Linked DNA regions of Homo sapiens: region 2 is linked to region 1. Evidence: read pairs that join two places in POLR2A ChIA-PET (ENCODE). Cell type or tissue: PC-9. All regions are shown on one strand. Links, peaks and the distances in the headings refer to the core of each region. The heading gives the core; the rest is flanking DNA. Region 1 overlaps GOLM2 (golgi membrane protein 2). Region 2 overlaps FRMD5 (FERM domain containing 5).

Region 1 (16,388 bases), core at 3,398-11,397:
CCATTATAACTGGTATCCTTATAAGAAAAAAAAATAGAATTAGGGAGAACACCAGGTGCATGAATACACAGAGACACACAGACACATTGCAGAGACCGCATGGCAGATAAAGGCAGAGATTGGAGTTATGTTTCCACAAACCAAGGAATGCCCAGGGCTACCAGAAGCCAGAAGCCAGGAGCCTCCCCCTAGAGGCTCCAGTGGGAACAGGGCTTTGCCAACACCTTGATTTTGGACTTCTAGCCTCTGAAACCATCCTCTAGCACTGTGAGACAATACATTTCTGCTTTATGCTATTCAGTTTGTGGCACTTTGTTATATCAGCCTAGGAAACAAATACACAAATGCATACTTAAAAGTTAATTTGATTTTTTGACTAGATAATTGTTTTTGTTTTTTTTTTTTGAGACAGAGTCTCGCTCTGTCGCCCAGGCTGGAGTGCAGTGGCGCGATCTCAGCTCACTGCAACCTCCACCTCCCGAGTTCAAGTGGTTCTCCTGCTTCTTCCTTCCGAGTAGCTGGGATTACAGGCACGCACCACCACACCCAGCTAAATTTTGCATTTTTGATAGAGACAGTGTTTCACCATATTGGCCAGGCTGGTCTTGAACTCCTGACCTCAGGTGATCCGCCCGCCTCGGCCTCCCAAATTGACTAGATAACTACTCTTATATAATATATACTGTGTGGCAGTATGGTTCACTGGAAAGAACAAGGGTTTTTGGAGTCAAACAGACTTGAGTTTATAATTCTACCATTATGTTACCTCTCCTTAAGCCTGTTTCTTCACTCATAAAATGAAGAGGATTCATGAAGTAAAATATTTAGAGGCCTGTCCCATACAAAGCTTGACATTTAATAATATTGGTTCCTTTCTTTCATGGGTGCATTGGTATAGCTAATCTTGAAGAAATTTGGGGCTAGGTGTAGTGGCTCATGCCTATAATCCCAGCACTTTGGGTGGCTGAGGCAGGAGGATCATGTGAGGCCAGGAGGTTGAGGCTAGCCTGGGCAACATAGCAAAAAAAAAAAAAAAAAAAAAAAAAAAGCTGGGCATGGTGACACATGCCCATAGTCTTAATTGCTTGGGAGGTTTAAGCTGGAGGATCACTTGAGCCCAGGAGTTTGAAGCTGCAGGGAGCTATGATTGTGCCACTGTGCCCTAGCCTGACAACAGAGCAAGACCCTGTCTCAAAAAAAGAAAGAAAAGGAAAAAAGAAAAGAAGAGAGGAGAGGAGGGGAGGGGAGGAGGAAAGAGAAGGAAGGAAGGAAGGGAGGGAAGGAAGGAGGGAAGGAGAGAAAGAGGAAGAAAGAGGGAGAGGGAGAGGGAAGAAAGAAAAGAAAGGAAGAAGGGAGGGAGGAAGGAAGGAAGAAGTTTAGTCTTGTATTATTCTATTGAAACCCAAGTATATTAATTCAGTTGACAAAAATTTATTAAATATATTGGGCACTTACTGTGCTATACACTAAAATGATCTTTGAAACAAGTTTTCACTTTTCTTTGTCTCCCTTTCTTATTTTTGTATTTCTCTGTTTTTTCTTACTCTCCTGATAAAGGACTGAGTAATCTCAGGAGGTTCCATGAAGATCATAAAACAAGCTGCTTTTTGAAAAATGATGACTAGGATTTAGTTGTGCAGAAAAAAGGTAAAAGGACATTCAAGGAGCTCCCTTTTACTTACTCCATAGAGGCAAACAAACAGTTCTTATAGTGTGGCATGTAACATCTGTCTCCTGAAGTGACAGGGAGTACCTTTTGACTTATGACCTCATTAAACAGGAGGAACTAGTCCTTACAATTTTTGGTTGAAGACCTTAAAGTTCCCCATGTTAGCCTCTTCCTCAAAAGAGAGTTAAAGTTTCCTTGAATTCAAAGTCCAGGCTTTTTTCTAGGGACAGACTGGGCATGCAGTAATTTCAGTTTCTCACAGTGCTTCAAGGCTCTCTTTCTTGTTCTTAATTAACTTTATCTAATTTTCTTACACTGTTTCTGGCCAGGTAGTTCCTCTTTTGAACAATGTTGCCACAGAGCTTTTGCTCAGATGCTTTTAATGTCTGATTCTTTCTCTTTTCCAAACTACACTTTTTCCCTGAGGATGACTTCAAAACTTACATCCACGAAGCTTTTTCTATTTAATATAAAATGATTTGCTTTCCTTTTACAATTTCAATTTTCTATATCCAATTTAAGTTCAACTTAGGGGAACATTTTTTCTCATTTGATGATTAACAAAGGCCTCTCATAGCTCACTGCAGCCTCAGACTCCTGGCCTCAAGTGATCCTCCCGCCTCAGCATCTCAAAGTGCTGGGATTACAGGCATGAGCCACCATGCCTGGCTACATTTTCACTCTTAAACTTGACTCTCTATAGCATTTTATACTGATGATCTCTCCTTTCTCTCCTTTTTGAAACTTCTTCCCTTTAGCTTTAATAATACCCATTTATCTTGGTTATCCTATCATTTTCCCACTCAATGTTTACATATGCTGTGCTTCCATCTTTAACCCCATTTTAATTTCTTTATTGAACAAATATGTTCAAGTTTCTATTTTGGATCAGTTACTATGCTGCATGCATATCACATAGTGAATGAGTGAACAAGACAGATATGGTATACATTGACTATGGAACTTACCCTTGAGCAGGGGCTATGAGGGGAAGACCTAACCTATTTTAGAGGCTTAGGGATGACATTCTTGAGAGTTTTAGTTGAGTCCTAAAAAAAAGATCAGGATTTAATGAGGCAAAGATTGAGTGAGAGGTTTGAGATAAGAGGCTCAGGAGAGATGAAAAGAGGGTTCCAGATGTAGAATGTTGCATATTTTATTTTATTGCATATTTTAAAGCACAGGATATCAGCCGGGTATGGTGCCACATGCCTATAATCCCATTTACTCGGGAGGTTGAGGCAGGAGAATTACTTGAATCCAGGAGGCAGAGGTTGCAGTGAGCCAAGATCATGCCAAGTGCACTCCATCCTGGGCTACAGAGGGAGACCCTCTCTCAAAAAAAAAAAAAAACTTAGGAGCCAAGGTCATGGCACCACTGTACTCCAGGCTGGGCAACAGAGTGAGATCCTATCTCAAAAAAAAAAGTTCACCATGTGGAATGAGGGAGCTAGAATGAGTGTGATAATATTTGATGTTGCACTACAAGACTGGATTCAGATTGTGAAAAGATTTGTGAGTCATGTTAAGGGCAATAGGAAGCCATTGATTGACTCTCTTTTTTACATTTAATTTTTTTTTTTTTTTTGAGATGGAGTCTTACTCTGTTGCCCAGGCTGGAGTGCAGTGTCACGATCTTGGCTCACTGCAACCTCTGTCTCATGGGTTCAAGCGATTCTCCTGCCTCAGCCTCCCAAGTAGCTGGGACTACATGCACATGCCACCACACCCAGCTAATTTTTGTATTTTTAGTAAAGACAGGGTTTTGCCATGTTGACGAGGCTGGTCTCAAACTCCTGGCCTCAAGTGATCTGTTCACCTCGGCCTCCCAAAGTGCTGGGATTATAGGCATGAGCCACCACGCCTAGTGGTTCTAGTTTTTTTCTTGTCTTCCAATGATATATTGTGAATTTTCTTTCTTTCCTATTTTTTTTGAGATGGGGTCTCACTCTGTTGCCCAGGCTATAGTGCAGTGTCACCATCTCAGCTCACTGCAACCTCCACCTCCTAGATTCAATCGAGCTTCCTGCCTCAGCCTCCCAGGTAGCTGGGACTACAGGTGCACAGTACCACACCCAGCTAATTTTTATTTTTTTTGTAGAGATGGGGTTTCATTGTGTTGCCCAGGCTGGTCTTGAACTCCAGGACTTAAGTGATCTGCCGGCCTTGGCCTCCCAAAGTGTTGGGATTACAAGCATGAGCCACCATATCCAGCCTGTGAATTTCTTGACTATAAAAATATAGTCTAGGCTGGGCGCAGTGGCTTACACCTGTAATCCCAGCGCTTTAGGAAGCTGAGGTGGGCGTATCACGAGGTCCAGAGGTCAACACCATCCTGGCCAACATGGTGAAACCCCGTCTCTACTAAAAATACAAAAATTAGCCGGGCGTAGTGGCGGACGCCTGTAGTCCCAGCTACTTGGGAGGCTGAGGCAGGAGAATCAATTGAACCTGGGAGGCAGAGGTTGCAGTGAGTGGAGATCGCGCCACTGCACTCTAGCCTGGGCGACAGAGCAATACTCCATCTCAATAAATAAATAAATAAATAAATAAATAAATAAATAAATAGTCTAAATCTAGTATAAATCTAACACTTAATATTTCATACTATTCCCTATGTCTGGACTCAGTAAATATTTGATGATTGATTTAGCAATTTGTATTGCTTCTTGAACCAACGGGTGCATAAATATGTACTAGGGCTACCACAGATATTATCCACATATCTGATTGCACTACCTTTTCTGGAAGACATAACTAAAATATTCAGATGTAAAACTACTGCTTGTCAACTCATCTTTCTAGTATACATAGAATATATCTTTTATTTGAAACGTGTTATAGTAGATCTAGAATAATATTTTATTCATTTAGAAACTCAAAAATATTTTTCTGATTCAATTTAGTGTTTAAGTGAAGAGAACAAAACCTTGGGATTAGCTTCATGGGGATATAATGAAAAAAAGTTTGAGTTATAAGCATAGCTTGGATTTTTGTTTGTTTTTTTTGGTGACAGGGTCTCATTCTGTCACCCAGGCTAAACTGCAGTGGCATGATCATGGCTCACTGCAGCCTTGACCTTCTGGACTCAAGCAATCCTCCTGCCTCAGCATCTGGAGCAGCTAGGACTACAAACTTGTGCCATCACACCTGGCTAATTTTTTTTTTTTTTTTTTTTTTGAGACAGAGTCTCGCCCTGTCACCAGGCTGGAGTGCAGTGGTGTGATCTCAGCTCAACGCAACTTCCACCTCCCAGGTTCAAGCAATTCTCGTGCCTTAGCCTCCTGAGTAGCTGGGATTACAGACATGCACCACCAGGCCTGGCTGATTTTTGTATTTCAGTAGAGACAGGGTTTTGTTGGCCAAGTAGGTCTCAAACTCCTGACCTTAAGTGATCCGCCTGACTCGGCCTTCCAAAGTGCTAGGATTACAGGTGTGAACCACGGTGCCTGGCCACACCTGGCTAATTTTAAAATTTTGTAGAGATGTGGTCTTGCTATGTTCCCCAGGGCTGGTCTTGAACTCCTGGCCTCAAGTAATCCTCCCACCTCAACCTCCCAAAGTCCTGGGATTACAGGCATAAACCACCATGCCTGGCCTATTCAAGTTTTATCATGAGATTGCAGTAATTCAGTCACGTCTTCAGGCTCCACTTCTTTTTTTTTTTTTTTTTTTTTTTTTTTTTGAGACAGAGTTTCACTCTTGTGTCAAGGCTGGAGTGCAATGGCATGATCTCGGCTCACTGCAGCCTCCGCCTCACAGGTTCAAGCAATTCTCTTGTCTCAGCCTCCTGAGTAGCTGGGATTACAGGCGCCCACCACCACACCTGGCTAATTTTTGTACTTTTAGTAGAGACAGGGTTTCACCAGGTTGGCCAGGCTGGTCTCAAACTCCTGACCTCAAGTGATCTGCCCTCCTCAGCCTCCCAAAGTGCTGGGACTACAGGCATAAGCCATCGCTCCCAGCCCTCCAGGCTCTACTTCTATTTCTAGTTCTCTCTCTTTCTCTCTTACTCAGTCACTTAGGCTGAATGCAGTGGTGCAATCACAGCTCACTGTAGCCTCAACCTCCTGGGGTCAAGCAATTCTCCCACCTCAGCCTCCTGAGTAGCTGGGCCACAGGCCTGAGCCATCACTCCTGGCTAATTTTTAAAAAATGGTTTGTAGACCAGGGTCTTGCTATGTTGCCCAGGCTGGTTTCAAACTCCCATACTCAAGTGATCCTCCTGCCCTGGCTTCCCAAAGTACTGGGATTACAGGCATAAGCCACCGTGCCTAGCCTAATTCTAGGTCTCTTGCTATTTGTACCACATCTGCAGTTACTTCCTCCACTGAAGTCTTGAATCCCCTCAAAATCATTCATGAGAGTTGGAATCAACTTATTCCAAACTCATGTTCCTGTTAATATTTTAGCCTTCTTCTATGAATCACAAATGTTCTTTTTTTTGAGGCACAGTCTCTGTTGCCCAGGCTGGAGTACAGTGGCACAATTCATGGCTCACTGCAGCCTTGACCTCCCTGGACTCAGGTGATCCTCCTATCTCAGCCTTCCGAGTAGCTGGGACTACAGGCACATGCCACCATACCTGGCTAATTTTGTATTTTTTGTAGAGGTGGAGTTTTGCCATGTTATCCAGGCTGGTCTCAAAATCCTAGGCCCAAGCAATTTGCCTGCCTTGGCCTCCCAAAGTGATGGAATTAATGGCCACTGTGCCCAGCCACAAATTATTATAATTTTTTTTTTGAGACAGAGTCTTGATCTGTCACTTAGGCTGGAGTGCAGTGGTGCGATCTCGGCTCACTACAACCTCTACCCCCTGAGCTCAAGTGATCCTCCCACTTCAGCCTCCGAGTAGCTGGGACCACAGGTATGGGCCTCTACACCTGGCTAATTTTTCTATTTTTAGTAGAGACAGGGTCTCCCCATGTTGCCCAGGCCCGTCTTGAACTCCTGAGCCCAAGTGTCCACCCGCCTCTGTCTCTCAAAGTGCTGAGATTATAGACGTGAGCCACTGCACCCAGCCTCTACAAATGTTCTTAATGGCATCTAGATTGGTGAATTCTTTCTAGAAGACTTTCAATTTATTTTGCCCAGATCCATCAGAGGAATTACATCATGGTAGGTATAGCCTTATGAAAGGTATTTGTTAAATAATAAGATTTGAAAGTAGAAATTACTCCTTGCTCCATGGGTTGCTGTTAGCAGACATGAAAAGATTAATGTCCTTGTAAATCTTCATCAGAGATCTTGGGTGACCAGGGACATTGTCAGTGAGCACTAGTATTTTGAAAGGAATCTTTTTTTTAAGTAGTATATCTCAACAGTGAACTGAAAATATTCAGTAAACCATGCTGTAAACAGATGTGCTATCATACAGGCTTTGTTGTTCCATTTATAGAGCGCAGATAAAACAGATTTAGCACAATTCTTAAAAGCTAGGATTTTAGGAATGGTAAGTGAGCGTTGGCTTCCACTTAAAGTCACCAGCTGTCCCTAACAGGAGAATCAGCCTGTCCTTTGAAGCTTTGAAACCAGATATTGACTTCTCTGCAGCTATGAAAGTTCTAGATGGCATCTTCTTCCAATAGAAGGCTGTTTCATTTACATGGAAAATGTGTTGTTTAGTGTAGCCACCTTCAGTGATCTTAGCTAGATTTTCTGGATAACTTGCTGCAGCTTTTTCATCAGCACTTGCCACTTCCCCTTGCACCTTTATGTTATGGAGATTGCTTTTTTTTTTTAAACTTCATGAACCAACCTCTGCTGGCTTCCGACTTTTCTTGTACAGCTTCTTTACCCTTCACCCTTCATAGAATTGAAGAGAGTTAAGTCCTTGCTCTGGATTAGGCTTTGGTTTAAGGGAATATTGTGGTTAGTTTGACCTATCTGGACCATGGAAACTTTCTCCATATCAGCAACAGTAAGGCTGTTTTGCCTTCTCGTTATTCATGTGTTCACTAAAGTAACACTTTGAATTTCCTTAAAGAATTTTTCCTTTGCATTCACAATTTGGCTGTTTGGCACAAGAGGCCTAGCTTTTGGCCTGTCTATGTTCTTGACGTGCCCTTTTCACTAAGCTTAATTATGTTTAGCTTTTGATTTAAAGTGAGAGACATACAACTCTTTTACTTGAACACTTAGAGGTCATTGTAGTATCGTTTTGTCTCAGGAAATAGGGAAGCCTGAGGAGAGGAAGAGAGATGGGGGAATGGTTATTCCATGGTAACTCCCGTTATCGTCTCCCCAACCCTTGGCAACCTCTATTCTACTTTCTGTTTCTATAAAGTTGTTTATTCTATTTACACACACAACATTTATTGATTAAACTCACTGTCCTCTATGAGTGCAGTTTGTGGTGCCCCCAATTATAATAATATTGAAGGTCACAGATCACAGATCACCATGACAGATGTAATAAAGAAAATTTTGAAATATTTTGAGAATTATCAAAATGTGACATAGGGACATGAAGTGAGCACATGTTATTGGAAAAATTGTGCCAATACATTTGCTCGATGCAGGGTTATAAGAAACGCATAAAGCAAGGTACAATAAGACAAGGTATGCCTGTATCCAAGTTATACTGCTTATCATCAGGGACTTGTCTCATAAGCTGGAAACTAACATGATACTAATTCTTTTTTTTTTTTTTTTTTGAGACAGAGTCTGGCTCTGTGGCCCAGGCTGAAGTGCAGTGGTACGATCTCCGCTCACTGTAAGCTCTGCCTCCCAGGTTCACGCCATTCTCCTGCCTCAGCCTCCCGAATAGCTGGGACTACAGGAGCCTACCACCACGCCTGGCTAATTTTCTGTATTTTTAGTAGAGATGGGGTTTCACAGTGTTAGCCAGGATGGTCTCTATCTCCTGACCTCGTGATCCGCCCACCTTGGCCTCCCAAAGTACTGGGATTACAGGCGTGAGCCACCGTGTTCAGCCCACATGATACTAATTCTCAATGGGCAGAATGAAATAAAACCATTTATTGATATAGTGCTTTATGATTGTTCAAAGTTTATTATATGCATAAGTCATTTATTTGGGAAAGTTGAATACCATGTGGTATGTGATAGGGATAGAAAGATAGTAAGATTCCCGTTCTTTGAAGAAGTGAGGGAGGCACACATAGAAAAATAATCCATAATGCATGATTAAATGCTATAGTAAAGCTGCTTACAAAGGGGTTTGAGAATACAGAGGAATAACTGATTAACTTCCTCAGGAAGTCAAGAGCGAAATAATTCACTGAAAAGGTGATCTTTAGTAATTTAACAAAATGAGAAAGGGATAAGGACAGGAGGAACATAAATGAGGCCAGGAAAGCTGGAAAGTATGTTGTACCTTCACAGAAGGTCAAGCAGTAGAATAGGAGAGTGTAATATAAGGTACATGGTATTGAGAAGTAGGGGAAATTATGTCTGAGTTAAAGCTATTTGGGGCCAGAATAATGATGATTATTGTTATTACTATTTTATTGTGGTAAAACATCTATAACAAAATTTACTATTTTTACCATTTTAAGTGTATAATTTAGTGGCATTAAGTACATTCACAATGTTGTGTAACCATGATTACTACCATCTATTTCTAGAACTTTTTCACGATCCCAAACCAAACAAAACCTCTACCCATTAAGCAGTAATTCCCATTGCCCTTCCCTCCAGCCTGTGGTAACCTCTATTCTAGTTTCTGTGTCTATGAATTTGTCTATTCTAGATACCTCATATAGGAGGATTATACAATATTTGTCCTTTTTTATCTGGCTTATTTCACCTAGCATAATGTTTTCAAGATTCATTTATGTTGTAGCATGTATCAGAACTTCATTCCTCTTTATGGCTGATAATATTTTATTATGTGTATATACCATGTTTTGCTTTTCATTCATCTGTTGATGAACACTTGAGTTCTTCCCCTCTTTCAGTTATTGTGAGTAATGCCTCTATAAACGGTGGTGTACAAGTATCTGTTTGAGTCCCTGGTTTCACTTCTTTTATGTCTAGCAGTGGAAATGCTGGGCCATATTCTATATTTAACTTTTTTTTTTAGAGACAAGGTCTCTTTCTGTCACCTAGGCTGGGTACAGTGGCATGACTGTGGCTCACTGCAGCTTTGACCCACCTCAAGCGATTCTCCCACCTCAGACTCCTGAATAGCCGGGACTGCAGGTGTGTGCACCAAAAGCACAGGCAACAAAACTAAAAATTGACAAATGGGATTACATCAAATTGAAAAGCTCCTGTACAGCAAAAGAAAACTATCAACAGAGTCAAAAGGTACCTACAGAGTAGGAGAAGATATTTGGAAATCATATATCTGATAAGGGTTAATATCCAAAATATATAAGGAACTTATACAATGTAATAACAATGAACAACCTGTTTTAAAAATGGGCAAAGGACTGGAATAGACATTTCTTGAAAGAAGACATACAAGTGGCCAACAGGTACAGTCATATGGAAAAATGTTCAACATTATTAATCATCAGGGAAATGCAAATCAAAACTACAGTGAGATACTATCTCACACCTGCTAGAATGATTATTGTCAGAAAGGTGAAAGATAACAAATGTTGGTGAGGATGTGGAGAAAGGGGAACCCTTGAACATTGTTGGTGGGAATGTAAATAGCCATATGGAAAACAGTATGTAGTTTCCTCAGAAGTTAAAAATAGAACTATATTATGATCTGGCAATCCCACTTCTGAGCATATATTTAAAGGAAGGCTACCAGGGACTAGGGGAAGGGGCAAATGGGATGTTGGTCAAGGGGTACATAGTTTCAGTTATGCAAGATGAGTAAGTTCTGGAGATCAATGTATATAAGCATATCAAATCATCAAATTGTGTACCTTAAATATATACAATCTTTAATTGTCAAATATCCCTTAATAAAAAAGTAATTGAGAAAAAAGTAAATAAAATAAAAAAATTCTATGAGATTCCCAATTTATTGTTTTAGCTAAAAAGGCTAAAAGCTAAAGACTTTTTTTTCTTTTGTGTTGTTTTTAAGCCAGTCAAATTTAGCAGTGGGACTTTGTAGAAATAGTAAAGAAGACATTCTACTCCTTTACATAGTAATAGCTAATGTTTATTAAGCCCTTACCATGTGCCAGCCAGTGTTGTTAACACTTTATCTCTGGCATAAACTTTTTGACAATGCTATGAGTCAGATAATATTTTCTCATTTTATAGATAAAAGAACTGAAACAGAGAAGGTAAACAGTATGTCCAAGGAAATAGAGCTAACAAGTAGTGAATTCAGAATTCAGACTCAGGCAATCTAATTTTAGAGGCCCCACCCCCTCACCAGCTTTTGGTTTTTTTTTTGATACGGAGTTTCACTCTGTTGCCCAGGCTGGAGTGCAGTGGCATGATCTTGGCTCACTGCAACCTCCGCCTCCTGGGTTCAAGTGATTCTCATGCCTCAGCCTCCTGAGTAGCTGGAACTACAGGCAAATGCCACCATGCCTGGCTAATTTTTGTATTTTTTGTAGAGACTGGGTTTTGCAATGTTGGCCAAGCTGGTCTGAAACTCCTGACCTCAAGCGATCTGCTTGCCGTGGCCTCCCAAAGTACTGGGATTACGGGCGTGAGCTGCTGCACCCAGCCAGAGCCCCTTCTTTTAAGCACTATGCTATTGGGTTTCTGCATAGTCACAGTCTTAATTTACTTTGTGCAGCATTAATTACATGATGCAAGTTTAAGAATTATCCAGAGAAGAGCAATTAAAATCACCAAGGGATGAAAGGGTACTCACAAGAGAACCAACTAAAAAGACTTGGAAAGGCTGGGAGGCCAAGGCGGGAATCTCTCTGAGATTAGGAGTTCGAGACCAGCTTGGGCAACATAGTGAGAGTCTCTCTTTCTCTCTCTCTCTCTCTATATATATATATATGTATATATATATATATATATACACACACACACCCACACACACACACACACACACACATACATATTCAGATAGCCAGGTGTGGTGATGCACACCTATAATCCCAGCTACCTGAGAGATTGAGGTAGGATCCCAGGAGTTGGGATCAAACTCCTTTGATCCCAGGAATTTGAGGCTGCAGTGAGCTATGATTGTGCCACTGTACTCCAGCCTGGATGACAGTACAAGACCCTGTCTCAATCAATCAATCAGTCAATTAAAAAATACATAGGCCAGGCACAGTGGCTCACGCCTGTAATCCCAGCCCTTTGGGAGGCCAAGGCGGGCGGATCACGAGGTCAGGAATTTGAGACCAGCCTGACCAACGTGGTGAAACCCCATATCTACTAAAAATACAAAAATTAGCTGGGCATGGTGGCACACACCTGTAATCCCACTTATTCGGGAGGCTGAGGCAGGAGAATCGCTTGAACCCGGGAGGCGGAGGTTGCAGTGAGCCGAGATTGTGCCACTTCACTCCAGCCTGGGCGACAGAGTGAGACTTCATTTCAAACAACAACAACAACAAAACGAACAAGCAAAAAACAAACATACATACATACCTGGAAAAGTTCTTAAAAGAACATATGACTAAAGAATATGGATATAAACTTTCCATACCAAATCCTGCAAGGTAGTTTTATACTTATACATGTTCTACTTATAAATGACCCATTCTTATAGATTATGCCACTGCCTTGATGCTACATGTGGTATTTCTTACCTTAACTGAAAAAGAGAAAACTATTTTAGAGCTTAGTGGGGAAAGTTTCTTAACAGGTTTTACTTCCCTAAATGGTTCCCCTCCCTAAGAGGAAAAACATTTTTCCCCAAAAATGTTGGGGAAATGCCTCCAATTAAAGAGGCATTCCAGGCACCATAACTTTAATGTGAATTAATGGCATAGTGCCTGTATTTTTCAAATGAAATTCAGGACATGATGTCTGAAAAAGATTGCTTTTCTTTTTTTTTTTATTATTGTGGTAAGTGTGTATGTGGTAAAAAACACATACCTTCAAAGGAGTGGGGAGAGACAGTCCTTCGAAGGGCCTGGGATGAGAACTAGAAATATTTGCCAATGTTAATGAACTATCAAAAGTCTTGATTATTAATTCATTCTAACATAAACCTAATATAGGATTGCTTTTGTGTGTGTGTGTGTGTGATGGAGTCTCTCCCTGTCACCCAGGCTGGAGTGCAATGGCACGATCTTGGCTCACTGCAACCTCTGCCTCCCGGGTTCAAGCGATTCTCCTGCCTCAGCCTCCCAAGTAGCTGGGATTACAGGTGCCCACCACCATGCCTGGCTAATTTTTGTATTTTTAGTATAGATGGGGTTTCACCATGTTGGCCAGAGAGATCTCGAACTCCTGACCTCAGGTGATCCACCTGCCTCGGTCTCCCAAAGTGCTGGGATTACAGGTTTGAGCCACCATGCCAAGTCGTTAACATAGGATTTCAAATCCTTGAAATTTAAAGTTTGTGAACTTCAAACTTGCATGTTCTTGGGAGAATGTAACAAGAAAGAGATTAAAACCGCTGAATAAACCATAATTGTTCTCCAACTTTATCTGGACCTCTAATCTATTACCTCTTCCTTTCTAGCAGCCCTATGTATTCTTTACTTTCCTCCCTATCCAGCTGAGATTTTGTTTCAATTTAGTTTCTTGCCATTACCCTCTCTTTTACATGCCAATTTCAAGCACAGCTGCAGAAAATCATATAACCAGATTTGCAGGAATTTATGATCAGCAAACTCAACTGGGTTTTCAGTAACACGTTACATATTATATTTCTCCAGGCAACACACCCTTTCCAACAGCTTTCAGATCTTTGCCCTCCTTAGGCCCATTTAAACTTTTTTTCTCCTTTCTCAAGCTTAGTAGGTGATCTTGTCTCCTGCTTGACCAAGAATTGGACTGATAAAACTTTAACTACCAAATCTGTAGGAATACCTACATCTGTACCCATCTGTCTTTCCTCTTTGTTAAAATAAAAGAAGGTTCATCCATTCTCCAGGGCCAGCCTCTCTACCTGTTCTCTGGATCCAATGTCTTCCATCTTTTCAAAGACTTTGTAGAATTAGTAATCCAGTCCTCCTCTTATATTCACCCTCTCAGTCTATGCTTGCTCCTCAGCATTTAAAAAATAGTTGTCTGGCCTGGCGCGGTGGCTCATGCCTATAATCCCAGCACTTTGGGAGGCCAAAGCAGGCAGATCACTTGAGGTCAGGAGTTCGAGACCAGCCTGGCCAACCTGGTGAAACCCCGTCTCTACTAAAAAATACAACAATGGCTGGGTGCGGTGGCTCACGCCTGTAATCCCAGCACTTTGGGAGGCCGAGGCAGGCGGATCACGAGGTCAGCAGATAGAGACCATCTTGGCCAACATGGTGAAACCCCATCTCTACTAAAATACAAAAAATTAGCTGGGCGTGGTGGCGTGCTCCTGTAATCCCAGCTACTTGGGAGGCCGAGACAGGAGAATCATTTGAACTCAGGAGGCGGAGGTTGTAGTGAGCTGAGATCATGCCATTGCACTCCAGCCTGGGCGACGGAGCAAGACTCCATCTCAAAAAAAAAAAAATACAAAAATTAGCCTGGTGTGGTGGTGGGCACCTGTAATCCCAGCTACTTGGGAGGCTGAGGCAGGAGAATTGCTTGAACCCAGTAGGTGGAGGCTGCAGTGAGCCAAAATTGTGCCACTCACTGCACTCCAGCCTGGGCTACAGAGTGAAACTCCATATCAAAAATAAAAAATATTTGTCTTACTTCCCCTTTCCAGGAAAATTTCTTGAAAAGACATTTTATCTCTGCATTTTCTGCTTTCATCTGCATTTTCTCCTCCTACTCCTGATAATCTCAGCATCTTTTCCCCAGCATTCTATGTTCTTGGCTTCTTATCTCTCAGTTTACTTCTTAGTCTCCTTTGCTGACTTCACCTGTATTCATTATTAAATGTTATAGTTCATAGTTTTGTGTCTGTAATCTTCTCATTCTACTCTCTTACTACGTCATCATACTCACTTATAAAACTTGTTACACTTTATGTGCTAATGACTCCAAATCTGTATCCTTTATCCAGACTTCTCTCTTGTTTCTTATATATTGCTGTATCTTTAGGCTTTACACAGTGTCTTTCACTTAGCAGGTGTTCAATAAATGTTTCTTTGTGACTGGCTGACTGACTAAATAAGTAAACTTTATAGTAATTCTTTGTGATTCTTCTTAACAGACCAAGATCAAATCCTTTGTATCCCTAGGTCTAGCACATAGTGGGTACTCACTAAGTGCTTTATAAATGACTGATTGAATAAATAATGAATAAGCACCACAATAAAATAAAATTTCTTAATAAGATGAATGAGTGAATGAAAAAAAACTTTGTGCTGTTCATTATAGCCAGTCAAGACCAAAGACCTTGTTTATTCTCTTTGAAAATGTAACTGGGGGCCAGGCGCAGTGGCTCATGCCTGTAATCCCAACACTTTGGGAGGTCGAGGTGGGCAGATCACAAGGTCAGGAGATTGAGACCATCTTGGCTAACACAGTGAAACCCCGTCTCTACTAAAAATACAAAAAATTAGCCGGGTGTTGTGGCGGGCGCCTGTAGTCCCAGCTACTTGGGAGGCTGAGGCAGGAGAATGGCATGAACCCAGGAGGCGGAGCTTGCAGTGAGCTGAGATCGCGCCACTGCACTGCAGCCTGGGCAACAGAGCAAAACTCCGTCTCAAAAAAAAAAAAAGAAAAGAAAAGAAAATGTAACTGGGTAGGCCGGGTGCGGTGGCTCACACCTGTAATCCCAGCATTTTGGGAGGCCAAGGCAGGTGGATCACCTGAGGTCAGGAGTTCGAGACCATCCTGGCCAACATGGTGAAACCCCATCTCTACTAAAAATACAGAAATTAGCTGGGCATGGTGGTGTATGCCTGTAATCCCACCAACTCAGTAGGCTGAGGTGGGAGAATTGCTTGAACCTGGGAGGCGGAGGTTGCAGTGAGCCAAGATCGCACCACTGCATTCCACTCTGGGCAATAAGAGTGAAACTCCATCTCAAAAAAAAAAAAAAAATGTAACTGATAACTGGATATAAATTATACTAAAACTTGGTTTAAGAAGACAGTAATTCATTAACAGATAAGTAAAAGTTGCAGATGTGATTGGAATGTTGACTGCATACTCTGTGTGAACTATGAGTAGTGAGAATAAAAAATGTTAATCACCTACCAGGTCTAGTATATACACAGTAGTCACAGACACAGACTCTGGACGGGGTCTATTTGAGAAAGTATTCAAAACCTCCTGTAGGTATATGACTGAGGACACAGTTTCCTCATTTGTGAAATGGGGAAAAATAACTATGCCCACTTTCATAGGGAGGTTGTGAGAATTAAATGAGATAATGCTTGTAAAGCACTTAGCCTAGGACCTGGCACAAAAATAATCATTTAATACCCGCTTGTTATTATTAATGCTATTCCATTTTGATCCAGCTGGTATAGGTGTTAACCATGCTATAGATGAATAATTGCCAAACCTGGCTGCTTATCAGAATCACGTAAGATTTTTAAAATTAAAATTCCTGGGCCTTTCCCAGACTACTGAATCAGACTGGAAGTAGAATATGTCTTTTTTAAAGCTCCCCAGGTGATTCTGAGCATCAGCCAGGTTTGGCAGTTATGTTACAGAAGATAGACTTGTCTCTAGAAATCATCTGAGTATGAAATATAATCAAGAAAAATATTTCTGGTGTGGAGAAAAAGGAGTCAAGAATGACATCTGTAGTAAG
Region 2 (13,486 bases), core at 3,934-11,933, 200 kb before region 1:
TGACAAAATTATTATATCCATGGATATAACATGACCATGATCCAGTGATTCACGATGCATTACTCACTGGACCCCTAGGGAGCCAGCCGACATAGAGTCCCACCCAACAGGATTAATATAATCTAGCAGCAGAGTATTTCTCAAAATTACCCAAGCATAAGACTCATCTAGAGCATTTGAAAACATACAGATTCCACGAGTCCATCTGAGACCTGATCAGAATCTCTATGAGACAGGACTTGGACTCCATTCATCTAACAAGCACCTCCAGGGGATTCACAATTTCTTTCTTTTTTTTTTTTTTGAGTCAGGGTCTTGCTCTGTTGCCCAGGCTGCAGTGCAGTGGTACAACTGTGGTTCACTGCACCCTCAATCTCCTGGGCTCAAGAGAGCCTCCTGCCTCAGTTTCCCGAGTAGCTGGGACCACAGACATGCACCACGACACTTGGCTAATTTTTAAAAATTTTTTGTAGAGTTAGAGTCTCACTATGTTACCCAGGGTGGTCTCAAACTCCTGGGTTACAGCAATCCTCCCACCTTGGCCTCCCAAAGTAATGGGATTACAGGTGTGAGCCAACACGCCTGGCTTGAATTCACAGTTTCTGTTTAGCATGACTTTAAAAATGAACCCTGAGCTTCATGCCCAAAAGAGAGCCCCTGTCAGATGTTGCTGAAGGAGCTCTGATTCACCTGTGCTGCTTCTTCTTTCTTGCATTTTCTTACCTTCATTTAATGTTCTGGCTTCTCCTCAAATGTACCCCCTGCAGCAGGATTCTGTAGCTTTTCCAGAGTTCAGTTACTTTATTCCCTCCTGGCATGGCCAACTGGAAACCCACTAAGATAAAGGAACTGCTCCTATACCTTCTCCCCATTCTTGCCCTAGTCCTTCCAACTGTATGCTGCACTCAAAGGCATGCCTGACTGGATATGGCCTGGCCTTGAAAGCCCACTTCCATCCTTAACAGACTCCAGGAAGGCTGACCTACTCTTACTACATAAGAGTAAACTGGCCGGGTGCGGCGGCTCACGCCTATAATCCCAATACTTTGGGAGGCTGAGGTGGGTGGATCACTTGAGGTCGGGAGATTGAGACCAGCTTGACCAACATGGAGAAACCCCATCTCTCCTAAAAATACAAAATTAGCTGGGCGTGGTGGTGCATGCCTGTAATCCAAGATATTCGGGAGGCTGAGGCAGGAGAATCGCTTGAACCCAGGAGGCAGAGGTTGTGGTGAGCCAATATCACGCCATTGCACTCCAGCCTAAGCAACATGAGAGAAACTCCATCTCAAAAAAAAAAAAAAAAAAAAAAAGAGTAAATTAAATTATGTCCATCATTCCAACTCAGGGTGATCCATTTAATCACAAATGCCACACTTATGCTATATAAACACTAAAGCAATCGTAGTAGCATAAGCCCACTCATTTAACAACCTAAAACAAATGCTACAGTGTATTACTGAAGGATCAATCTAGTACGGTGTATCTTTTTTTTTTTTTTTTTTAGACAGAGTCTTGCTCTGTTGCCCAGGCTGGAGTACAATGGTGTGATCTTGGTTCACTGCAACCTCCGCCTCCTGGGTTCAAGTAATTCTCCTACCTCAGCCTCCTGGGTAGCTGGAACTATAGGCATGAGCCACCACACTCAGCTAATTTTTGTATTTTTAATAGAGACGAGGTTTCACCGTGTTGGCCAGGCTGGTCTTTTACTCCTGACCTCAAGCGATCCACCCGCCTCAGCTTCCCAAAGTGCTGGGATTACAGCACTTTGTAAGTGAGGTCACCACACCCAGCCTAGTAGTGTGTATCTTTAAAATAAATTTTGTAGAAGGGAATTTGCAGGAGGGCAGTCCTTGACCCAGCCCATTTCACAACCACAAATGTGTTCTTAAGGTCAATGTGCAGTCACCACTCTGTATTCCAGCTGTCACACAGGGGTACTACTCACTGAAAAATGTCAGGAGCAAGAAAGGAGACAGTGATAAGCAGGGATGATGGTGAGTGACCCTTGCCATATCTCACCCTTATTGATGCTTCATACAAAAAATGTGGGGTCTGCTTTGGAAAGTACAAAAAGCATGATAATGAATCAACAAACACAAGTAGAGAATGGATGTCTCGAAGAGTTTATTCATAGATTTACTGATAACAGTTAAATAATGTAATGATGCAAAATTATAATGCTATCATTTTAGTATGGAACATGCAGGATTTTTTTCCTTCACAAAAGCTAGTGAGAGAACAAGAAGTCCAACAAAACCACTTTGTTCTCTGAAATAAAGAATACATCTGATGGTTAAATCCACTTTGCCAGAGTTGATGAGTGAGAGTAAAGTAAACCTAAGGGGAGAAAAAAACAGCTACCCTCACCTGTAGGAACAGCAAGCTTTGTAGAAAAATTCTGAAGTGCCTTTAGCAAAGCCTCACTTTGCCTCTGCAAAACTGTGCTCTTGGGAGACTTCAGACAAGCAGTCTGGGCCTTAGGGCTTATCTGGGTCAGACCTGAACCCTTAGAATGACATGGCTATGAAAGTGTCCAGGTCAACCAGACAAGAAGAGGGGCTCCTGTACTAACCTTAAAAGAAGTAGGAGGTGCTACCAGAGCAGACTATAGGGAAGCTCTGAAGAAAGCAGTGTACCTCGGGGAGGGCTCTGCCTTTAACACTGTATATAGAATAATATGTTACAGTGTATAAACACAAATATATACACACACAGAACCGTCTATCTGTGTCTTGGAGATTCAGACTAGTAATTTGTCTAATGTGTGCAAACTCCTTCCGTGGGCAGAAGGACTGCTACTGTGTGCCCAGATGGGTACATAGGACAAATTATGTTTACTCAACTTCAGAGAAACCATGCCAAAATGTTCTTCCCAAACAATTGATTTCAACTTGTTCTTGTTTTCCTCCAATAGCAGCCTGACAAACTGTTTTATACATGCATTTGACTTTTCAAAAATTTGCATGCAATCATGGCAAACTCAGCAAGTCTTTGTGCTCCAGGAGCTGCAGAATGGCCTTTGAATGACATGTTTACTGCATCCTAATGTAAAATGTCATCTTCTTAAAGTCTGGGAGAAAGGACCTGCAGCAGCATGAACCTGGCCTGACCCTGTGTTATGTGCATCAGCAAGAGCCAAATGCCTAAAGCAGCCAGAAAGTAATGCCATGCTCCCAAAAGTTCAGAGTGACAAAACAAAAAAAAAAAAACTAAACAACAACAACAAAAAACTAAATAAAAAGTCCAAGCTTCAATGATTATGTTACTCTCTGTCACCTGACTCTTCAATGAACAGGAAGCATACTCTCTACTAAAAGGGATACAAGGCCGGGTGCAGTGGCTCACGCCTGTAATCCTAGCACTTTGGGAGGCCAAGGCGGGCAGATCACGAGGTCAAGAGATCGAGACCATCCTAACCAACATGGTGAAACCCTATCTCTACTAAAAATACAAATATTAGCTGGGTGTGGTGGTGCATGCCTGTAGTCCCAGCTACTTGGGAGGCTGAGGCAGGAGAATCACTTGAACTCAGGAGGCAGAGGTTGCAGTGAGCCGAGATCATGCCACTGCACTCCAGCCTGGCGACACAGCAAGACTCTGTCTCAAAAAAAAAAAAAAAAGAGAGAGAGAGACATAAGCAGAAAAGCAATCTATGACTTAGTTTCTGTCAGAGCCTTGAGTCTTTCTTTATCCACAGAGTTAGAAAACTATGAACCCAAACTGCAAATGTACCATTTCCTCACCAATGGTCATTTGTCACTTCTGATGCCTCTTGAAGAGACCCTGTCACAGTTGTGACTTAAAGAAGACTCTACGTTTTACTGCCTCCATTTTTTACATTCTCTTAATTCCTTTAAACTTCATATATTAGAATAATTAGACAAAGTCACCTTTTTCCAACATCTACACACTTCATGCAAAGCAAATTCTCATTTAAAAATTATCTTTTGAGCTTTTAAAATAGACTATTTGCTACTTATATAAAGATAATTGATTTGCAAATGAAGAGTAGCAAACTGCTCCCCACCTCCTGGACATGTTTATAAAGTTGAGCAGGACAGCAGTCATATATCAAAAACACGACAACATTATCTTTCAGTTTCCTAGGTTAAGGGCAACCTCATCAGAAACTGTTCAGGCTGGGTGTTACATGGTTTCTGCATGGAAGCCAATCACCTTCACATATAAACACCTCCCTCACATCAATATGTTGTAGTTCTAGTAAGTTCACAGTCATTTTAATAATCAAGAGAGGTCGGGAAATTAGTATGCACATGACCAATAAAATAAATAGCCACAGTTCCCTCTACCAATGCTCCTCAAACTTTAACATGCATGCAAACCACCTGAGGATCTTGTTAAAATACAGATTCTGATTCAGTAGGTCTAGAGTGGGGCCTGAGATTATGAAATCCTAACAAACTCCCAGGTAATGCTGCTGCTGCTTCTGCTGATCCATGGACCACATTTTCAACAGTAAGACAATCTACCATGACCTCTCTTGGAGGTGGTAATGTCCAAGTAATCTCTTTGACACACATGAATTCCCATCATATGATTATGAAAAAGGAGACTGTTAAAACTGAAAAAAAAATGTGGAAACTGCAATCATGGGTTCTGGAGAATGGAAGGAAGAAGTGAATTTGGGATTCTTGGCCCCTATTTTGATTCATATCATTATTCTATTATCTGTTCCTCAAAATTTGCTTGGCATCCTGACTCCCTCAAGAGAGATGGAGATTGTTTGTTGCCAAGGGCCACCAGTATCCAAGATACAAAAAGATACATCTTTTATCCTCTACTTGCAAGTACCATAAAGAGGCCAGCTCTGGGGTACTTTTAGGCTTGCTATGGAGGCAGCCACAACACTATCTCTGGCACTAGAAATACATCTGAACAATCTGGAATTAATTATAGAGTTGCAAAGAATTCCACAACATCTAAAAAGATAAGCTTGTATGAGTTCAACCGAACTATTCTGATTAAGCAATTTTTGCTAGCTTTCCTTCTTTCTGATTTAACCCAGAGCATTTAACAAGCACTCTGAAAGCCCCCCTACACTCTGAGTCTAGCCACACAAAAGCTGAAATCCAGTCATCCTGACTGTATCTAATAGCTTCTTCTTCTCTTTTTTTTTTTTTTTTTTTTTAAGATGGAGTTTCGGTCTTGTCTTGCCCAGGCTGGAGTGTGGTGGCATGATCTCGACTCACTGCAGCTTCCACCTCCCGGGTTCAAGTGATTCTCCTGTCTCAGCCTCTCAAGTAGCTGGGACTACAGGCATGTGCCACCACACCCGGCTAAATTTTTTTTTTTTTTAAGTAGAGAGGGGGTTTCACCATGTTGTCCAGGCTGGTCTTGAGCTCCTGACCTCAGGTGATCCACCCGCCTTGGCCTCCCGAAGTGCTGGGATTACAGGCATGAGCCATCGTGCCAGGCCAACTAATAGCTTCTTAATCACAGTTTTGCATCCCAACTCTCCACATTGTCACCTAGCAGCAAATGGAATCCACAGCACTATAAATAATTAGTGTATGTCAAACTGCTCATAAATGCATTAAGATTACTAATAAAGAAGCACATACCCTATGAATACAGTATACTTCCTCCTAGTACAATATTTAAAAATACAAGCTGTTGACAAGCTGCTCCTCTGAACTAAAAACCACTTCTACATTATTAATATTAGTGACCTCACATGGGACCCAAGCTCTCTTGTAACAACAGAAAGTGACAACCATCAATGAGACACAGTGCAAGGAGGTGCTATCTCCCAAGGCAGATGTGAACCACAGATAGCTTGACTTCTGAGACTAAGATTCTTTTTCTTTACCTCCCAAAGAAGTTGCTGTATGGAAAGAAACCCGGTTTTTCTGAATTCTTTTTATTCATTAGACTAAATGGCCTAAACAAGGGAACTAGTTCCTGCAGCTAGAAATAAACTAGTCTTGGGGCCAGGCACAGTGGCTCACGCCTGTAATCCCAGCACTTTGGGAGGCCGAGGCAGGTGGATCACGAGGTCAAGAGATCGAGACCATCCTGGCCAACATGGTAAAACCCTGTCCCTACTAAAAATACAAAAATTAGCCGGGTGTGATGGTGCACGCCTGTAGTCCCAGCTACTCGGGAGGCTGACGCAGGAGAATCCCTTGAACTCAGGAGGCGGAGGTTGCAGTGAGCCGAGATCGCGCCACTGCACTCCAGCCTGGGCAACCAAGTGATACTCCATCTCAAAAAAAAAAACAACAAACAAACAGAAAAGAAAAAAGAAAAGAAGGAAATAAACTAGTCTTTCCCACTCTGTGATGCCAGGGTGGAGAAGTCAGCTTTGTGGCCTGGCAGCTATTCACATGATTCTGAGGGGCTTTCCCCCAGAAAGAATATAAAGCAAGCTTGTGGATAGCAGGCAGGGTATGAAATCAAACCAAATCAAGTACAAATGTCACAAGATACACATCTTTCCCAAAATGTAGGCATAGTAGAGTATCTTAAACACTGTAAAACAATACTAACTCCATAGCCTCATTAACTAACCTACTTACTATGTATTTCTTGTTGCTAATTCCCTTGGGTGCCTCTGGATTCCAGGCCTCTTACAGATGATTCTGAAACTCCTATGAAGGTGAAAATAGACTTATCATGAAAGCTGGTAAGCCTGCTTCTTTTGGATCTTTTCTATAAATGACAATGAATGTACTTGTTCCCAAGGTGAGGATGAACAAACATAAGATGATGAGTACTGTTGTTACTTCACAAGTAGATACATTCCAGGTCCTAGGCAACTTTTACTATATTTTGCAGATTACTCTTAGTTCTTTCTAAATCTCTAGGGATGGAGCCTGTTACTAAAGGAAAGGTGGTTATGACATTGTTTCCTCTGAGAATGATGCCTGAACCAACTCTATCAGAAACACCTGGGTGCTTTTCAAAAACACAGATTCCTGGGCCCAACTTTAAGACAGTTTAAATCACAGATTTGGAGGTGTTCCAGAAATCTATTTTAAACCGCTACCAAAGTCTAGAAACTCTGGCTTAAGGTATTGCAGGGTTGAAAAGCTTTGGACTATTGACTAGTTGAAAGCCATGTAATTTATTCTTATGGTGACTGCCGTATCACACTCAATGGCAGAAGCAGTCCACTTGGCACCATTATCCATTCTTTGCATACCTTTAACCTCTTGGACATATCCACTCCCCTGGACCACAAGGTCTAAATACAAACCAGATGCAGTTGATCATGCACTGGCATGTAGAACCTTCAGAGAATACTCTGATTAGAGAATGTGAGGAATGTGTAGTTCAATGCAAGAAACAAAGATGAATCAGCTGAAAGGTAAGAAGTAAGCCTGGATGCTACAGTGTGAAAAATATAGTCAAATCCAACAAGCATCAGTTGAGTTCCACTCAAGGAAAGATTGAGTTCTGAGAAGGAAGGAGTTGTCAGGAATATTATCACATAAAGTTAAGTCAAAAGAGGACAGAAGGTTTTGGCATGAAGGAGGTCCTCAATCTAAGAATGTACTTCTGGTAAACGGATCTGACAAATCAATGGAAATAAAAGCTAATTGAAACAGGGCTGTGGAGAAATCAGGGTATGGAAATGAAGATCTCACAAACAGACTACTCTTCCATAGGAAAAGGAAAGAAAGAAATTGTCCTAGCTTGGAATTAAATATAGTGTTTGTTTGAAGATGGGAGGCTTTTCAGGAGTTCCCAAGCAGACTTTCATTCTGCCTGCAGAACAAAAGGGTAAGGGCTCAAAAGCTACCATGTAAGAGTTCAAAAAGCCTCCCAGTCCACAGCCTACCCAAACCACTAACCAAATGGATGGTCAGAGTTGGACCTAAGGTCTCACTGACTCACTTGGGAATCACTTAGACAAGCAACAGTATAACAAAACTGGCTGGACTCCCAGCTGTTCACTGTGTGTGCCTGAATGAGTAAACAAATCAGAAAGGCTCACTAGTCACAGCCTTCTGCTCTGAGGCTTGGAGACCTAAAAGGAATGAAAAGGGGAAATTGATAAAAGGAGATGACAGCTTTGGAACAAAAGCCTTGCCTACACTCATAACCTTGGGTACTAGGAGAGGGAAAGGAAGGAATTCCAAAAGTCATGGTAGGGAGATTTTCCTCCTATTATTCAAAGAAAGGAGGACACACATGGTCAATTAGGAAGAAAAACCTCTTTGTGCCTGATACATTGGATGCATTGTCCTCATGCCATTTGCCCTAATGTAAGAATAGTCTTGGGAACACAGCCAGCATGAGTGTCCACTTGACTCATTAGCTGCAACAGTACCAGTCTCTGAGAACTTGTCAGGTCAGTATAGAAGGAGCTCTGTCAGAATCCAAAGTTTCTCCAGAAAGAAGGAAGAAGGAATTAAATATTAATAAAATGGTAAAAGATATAGAGGATTTTTACCTTCAAAGGAAAAAATCATTCTATTCAAATTAGGAAGGAGTTTTATGGAATAGTTTTGATTAGACATATACTGGTAAAATGTAGTCTTTGGCGTTTTACCTTCCCTCACAACATGTATTTTCAAAGTTTTCAATATTCAAGTTATCACTCTAACTGTTGAAATACAGATAGATCAAACAGCTTTATAGAGGGATAACTCATATGCCATACAATTCATCTATTTAAAGTGTATAATTCAGTGGGTTTTGGTACATACATAAGGTTGTGCGACCTTTGCCATAATCAACTTTAGAACATTTTCATCACCCCAAAAAGAAATCCTCCCATATCCATTAGCAAGCAATCATTCCCCATTTCCCAACTTCCTTCTTCCCCAGTCTTGGAAAACCATTAATCTACTTTCTGTCTCCATGGATTTGCCTATGCAGTTATGCAGCTCATACAACATTTTGGTCAACAATGGATCTCATATATGACAGTGGTCCCATAAGACTAAAAGGAAGCTGAAAATTCTTATTGCCTAGTGGTGTCATAGCCATCATAATGTAATGCGTTACTCATATGTTTGTGATGATGCTGGTGTAAACAAACCTACTGCAATGCCAGTCATATAAAAGCATAGCACATATAATTATGTACAGTAAATAACACTTGATAATAGCAATGACTATTACTGTTTTATGTATTATTATACTATACTTTTTATCATTAACCATGTGTGTTATTTCCCCTGAAGACCTTCCAGTGGGACAAGATATGGAGATTGAAGACAGTGATAATGATGATCCTGACCTTGTGTACGCCCAGGTTAATGTGTGTTTGCCTTAGTTTTTAACAAAGTTTAAAAAGTAAAAATAAATTTTAAATAGCGAAAAGCTTATAGAATATTTTTAAATGTTTTTGTACAACTGTGCAATGTGTTTATATTTTAAGCTAGGTGTTATTATAAAAGAATCAAAAAGTATAAATATTCTAAAAGTTCATGAAGTTACAGTAAGCTGAGCTTAATTTGTTATTGAAGAAAAAAATTTTTACATAAATTTAGTGTAGCTTAAGTGTACAGTGTTTATTAAATCCATAGTAGTGTACATCAATGTCTGAGACCTTCATATTCATTCACCACTCACTCACTGATTCATCCAGAGCAACTTCTAGTCCTGCAAGCTCTATTCATGGTAAGTGTCCCATATAGGTGTACCATTTTTAATGTTTCATACGTTAAAGATGTTTGATGTTTTACTGTACTTTTTTATGTTTAGATACCCAAATACTTACCATTGTGTCCCAACTGCCTATAGTATTCAGTACAGTAACATGCTATACAGGTTTGTAGCCTAAGAGCAATAGGCTATACCACATAACCTGGGTAGTATATATAGTAGGCTATGCCATCTAGGGTTGTGTACACTCTATGATGTTCACACAACAAAATCACCCTATTCTCAGAACATACCCTGTTGTTAAGTAATGACACATGACTGTAACTGGAATCATACAATATGTAGTCTTCTCGATTGGTTTCTTTCATTTAACATAACGTTTTCGAGGCTCATCCATGTAGAAAACATATATTTCTTTTTATTGGCAATATTGCATTATATGGATATACCACACTTTATTTATTCATTTCTCAGCTGACAGATATTTGGGTTACTTCCACTTTTTGGCTATCATGAATAATGCTGATAAAACTTTCATAGTAGTACCATACATGGTAGTAAAGAGCCTATATCACTCAAATTCTTTTCTTTTTTTTTTTTTTTTGAGACAGGGTCTCACCCAGGCTGGAGTGCAGTGGCACAGTTACAACTCACTGCAGCCTCGATGTCCCAGGCTCAAGTGATCTTCTCACCTCAGCCTCTTGAGTAGCTGGGACCACAAGCGCGCAACACCTCGCCCAGCTAATTTTTGTATTTTTTGTAGAAACAGGGTTTTGCCATGTTGCCTAGGCTGGTGTCTAACTCATGGGCTCAAGTAATACACCTGCCTCAGCCTCCCAAAGTGCTGAGATTACAAGTGTGAGCCACTGTGCCCAGCTCAAATTATTTCAAAGGTGTGGAAGGCAAAATTTCTTTAAAACACCTGTGCTATTCAAGGTGCCATCCTAGAAGCAGAGTGACCAAGGCGCTAACTTACTGATCTTGAACTTCCCAGACTGTGGGAAATACATTTCTGTTCTTCATTTTTTTTAGTGTGCTAGTTGTAGGAAACCATCAGTTAGATTTAAATGGTGGCAATAAAAATGATGCAGATTTGGTAACATGTTTTGTCATTTATACTGAGTTGAGAATTTAAAGGTTTAGAGTTCACTTTACTACTATTTATTTGTAGCTTGTCATTTTTCCTTTCATGCCTGTACTGCTTTTAGCTCTATTAGTTCTCAACTTAGTCTTTAAAAAAATGGACCTATTTTTTACCTTCATTAGCTTCGACAAGAAAACCCATAATTACTACTGCCCATTAGAACTAAATGGATGGTGAGTATTTACCACACAATTTCTTCTTATTAAGCTCACTACAGTTGCCCCTTGGGGACTGGTTCCAGGAACCCCCACAGATACCACAATCCAAATGTTCAAGTCCCTTATATAAAATAGAGTAGTATTTGCATATAAGCTAGCACGTCCTCCTATATACTTTATCTTTCTGGGTTACTTATAATACCTAATACAATGTAAATGTATGTAAATGGTTGTTTAACTGTATTGGTTTTTTATTATTTTTTCTTGTTTTTTTCCTAAACATTTTCCATCCACAGTTGGTTGAATCCATGGCTGTACGATGTTTTAAAAAGTACGGTTACATTCTGTTTCCTAAGAAAACACTTAACTGTATTTTTCTGTTTACAAATGGGTCTGATACCCAATAATTAAAATTATTTTAATAAGCCAAATTCTTCATGCATAGAAAGACGAACTAATACCACATATGTGCTCAAAAATAAATAAATAAATAAATGTGGGGTTTCCCTTTAAGGATAGAGTCTAAACTCCTAAAAGGCTAAAACTGACTCTCTAAGAACTGTTCCCTGCCATATCTCCAGCCTCATTGCCACTACTCTTTAAACCCACCCTGCATGCAGTAACAGAGGCCTGCTTGTGTTTGCCTGTACATATTGCACTCTTTGCTTCCCTGTCTTTGCTCCTGCTGCTTCGTCTAGAAGGCCTCCTACAACCATCCTTCACCTGCCTCATTCTGATTTTTAAAATAATTGGTTCAGTGGTCACCTCCTCTAGGAAGGCTTAATAAATGTGGTTCCAGCCTCTCACTGACCCCTCCCCTATCACCAGTAACATAATCACAAGTTAAGTATACTTCCCTCTGGACTCCCGTGGTGTGTAAGATCTCTGCACTTACTGACTCCAACTGTACTTATCCTTTGAGAAGTATGTCTTCACCTCTAAACTGTGAGGCAAAGTTCTGCCACCGATTCTACACAACTAGTACTGGGACTGAAAATACAAAGCTGCTTAATAAATGTTTTTAGTTTGCTGATGAAATACATTAGCCATTCTCAAACTTTTTGGTCTCAGGACCCCTTTACACTGCTAAAAATGACTGAGAACATCAATGAGCTTTGTTTATGTGGATGATATATGGTATATTTTTACCATTTTAGATGTTTAAACTGAGAAATTTTTAAAATATGCATCAATTCAAGAAAAGAAAAGTTAATAAATAACCCTTAGCATTTTTTGAAAATATCTGTGACTCCAAGGACTCTCTGAAAGGGTGTCAGGGACCACCCAGGGCCCCAGCACAATGGTATTGTGGGTTGTTTGTTTCACAAATTACAAAATGTATTTTCATTCACAAACGAAATATTTGAGAAGGTTGATAGGCAAATGAAAAGATATAAAGGAAGGGAAGGGGGATACAACCTTAACCATAGCTAGAGAAAATAGCTGAGGACAGAGAGGCAAAGCCAAGGAAGAGTGGTAATAAAGTAGTATAAACATCACCAGTCTTAGGAAAAATAATAAAGAAGCTAAAAGTAATTCTGTACCAACAAAACCAAAAACAGGAACGACACAGAAGGACAAAAGTCTGAACGAAACCTTAAGTAAAAATTGATCTTTTGGGTAGGAAATGTACCACTTTAACAATTCTATTCCACACAACTCCCATCTTTTTATCTTTCTCAGTCCTCATATGCTCTTTATTACACATCTCTTCTGCCTCTTTTGGATATCTATTCTCTCTTGATTTGTAGTTATCAGCCGAAAAATGCTGCTCAAAGGTTATATGATTAGAGGGGGGAAAGCAACAGCTCTCATGAAGCTGCATGATTGGAATTCAACTGATAAATTTTTTAACATTCCATTAAAATATAAAAAATGTTAATGAGATTTTAAAATTAGAAATGCTGAAGTTATTTTTACATGCTGAAAATACATTAAAAATTACTGTTCTTAAAATATGCTGCATAAAGGCCAGGATTGGAAAGTAATTTGGATTTGGCTATTGTGCTAGGGTGGTAGAATTACAGATGATTTAAATTACTTCTTTAATTTTGTTATATCATTGCTCCTACAGCAACAAAAGCCACAGAAATATGACAATTAATTCTCAATTTCCATATGCCTTTGGTCCTTTCTACAGACTTTTCAGGGATGTGCAATTGGTTTGGATTTTGTTAAGTAGTCATGTGCACTGAGGTCAAAAGCTTAAAGTCTAGACCAGGGGTAAACAAATTATAGACTAAACCAAACTGAGCCCTCATACAGTTTTTGTATAGCCCTCAAGCTAAGAATGGTTTCTTACATTTTTAAAAGGTATAAAAACAAAACAAAATTAAAAAAGAATAATAGACAAAAGAAATTGTAAATAGTCTGCTAAACTGAAAATACTTACTGTCTGGACTTTTATTTTTAACAGTCTCCCTTGCCAGGTGCAGTGGTGCACACCTGTAGTCACAGCTACTGGAGAGGCTGAGGTGGAAGGATCAGAGGATCACCTGAGCCCCGGAGTCCAAAGCCAGAGACTCTGAGATCTCTTTAAAAAAATAAAAATAAAAAAAATAAGGCCAGGCGCGGTGGCTCATGCCTGTAATCCCAGCACTTT

Evidence for each region. ChIA-PET counts read pairs that join two places held together with the same protein. Peaks named below come from ENCODE experiments on the same cell type or tissue, not always from the same donor. Only the 100,000 strongest peaks of a DNase experiment are listed, where the experiment ranks them.
Region 2: POLR2A ChIA-PET joins it to region 1 with 10 read pairs; 2 of 35 experiments call an interaction of 5 or more read pairs at or near these places.

Annotation. Positions count from the first base shown.
Region 1 is chr15:44,298,906-44,315,293 of GRCh38, forward strand. The region is part of intron 1 of GOLM2 (golgi membrane protein 2); the gene reads left to right. Among named protein-coding and RNA genes, the nearest start is that of GOLM2, 18 kb to the left of the region's middle. RefSeq lists a silencer at 1,566-1,860. In PC-9, for the core only: no CTCF peak of the experiment used is centred there; no DNase peak of the experiment used is centred there.
Region 2 is chr15:44,094,917-44,108,402 of GRCh38, forward strand. All of the region lies in intron 1 of FRMD5 (FERM domain containing 5), which reads right to left. Among named protein-coding and RNA genes, the nearest start is that of FRMD5, 94 kb to the right of the region's middle. In PC-9, for the core only: no CTCF peak of the experiment used is centred there; DNase peaks (open chromatin) are centred at 7,245, 7,895 and 8,245; H3K27ac peaks cover 2,790 bases.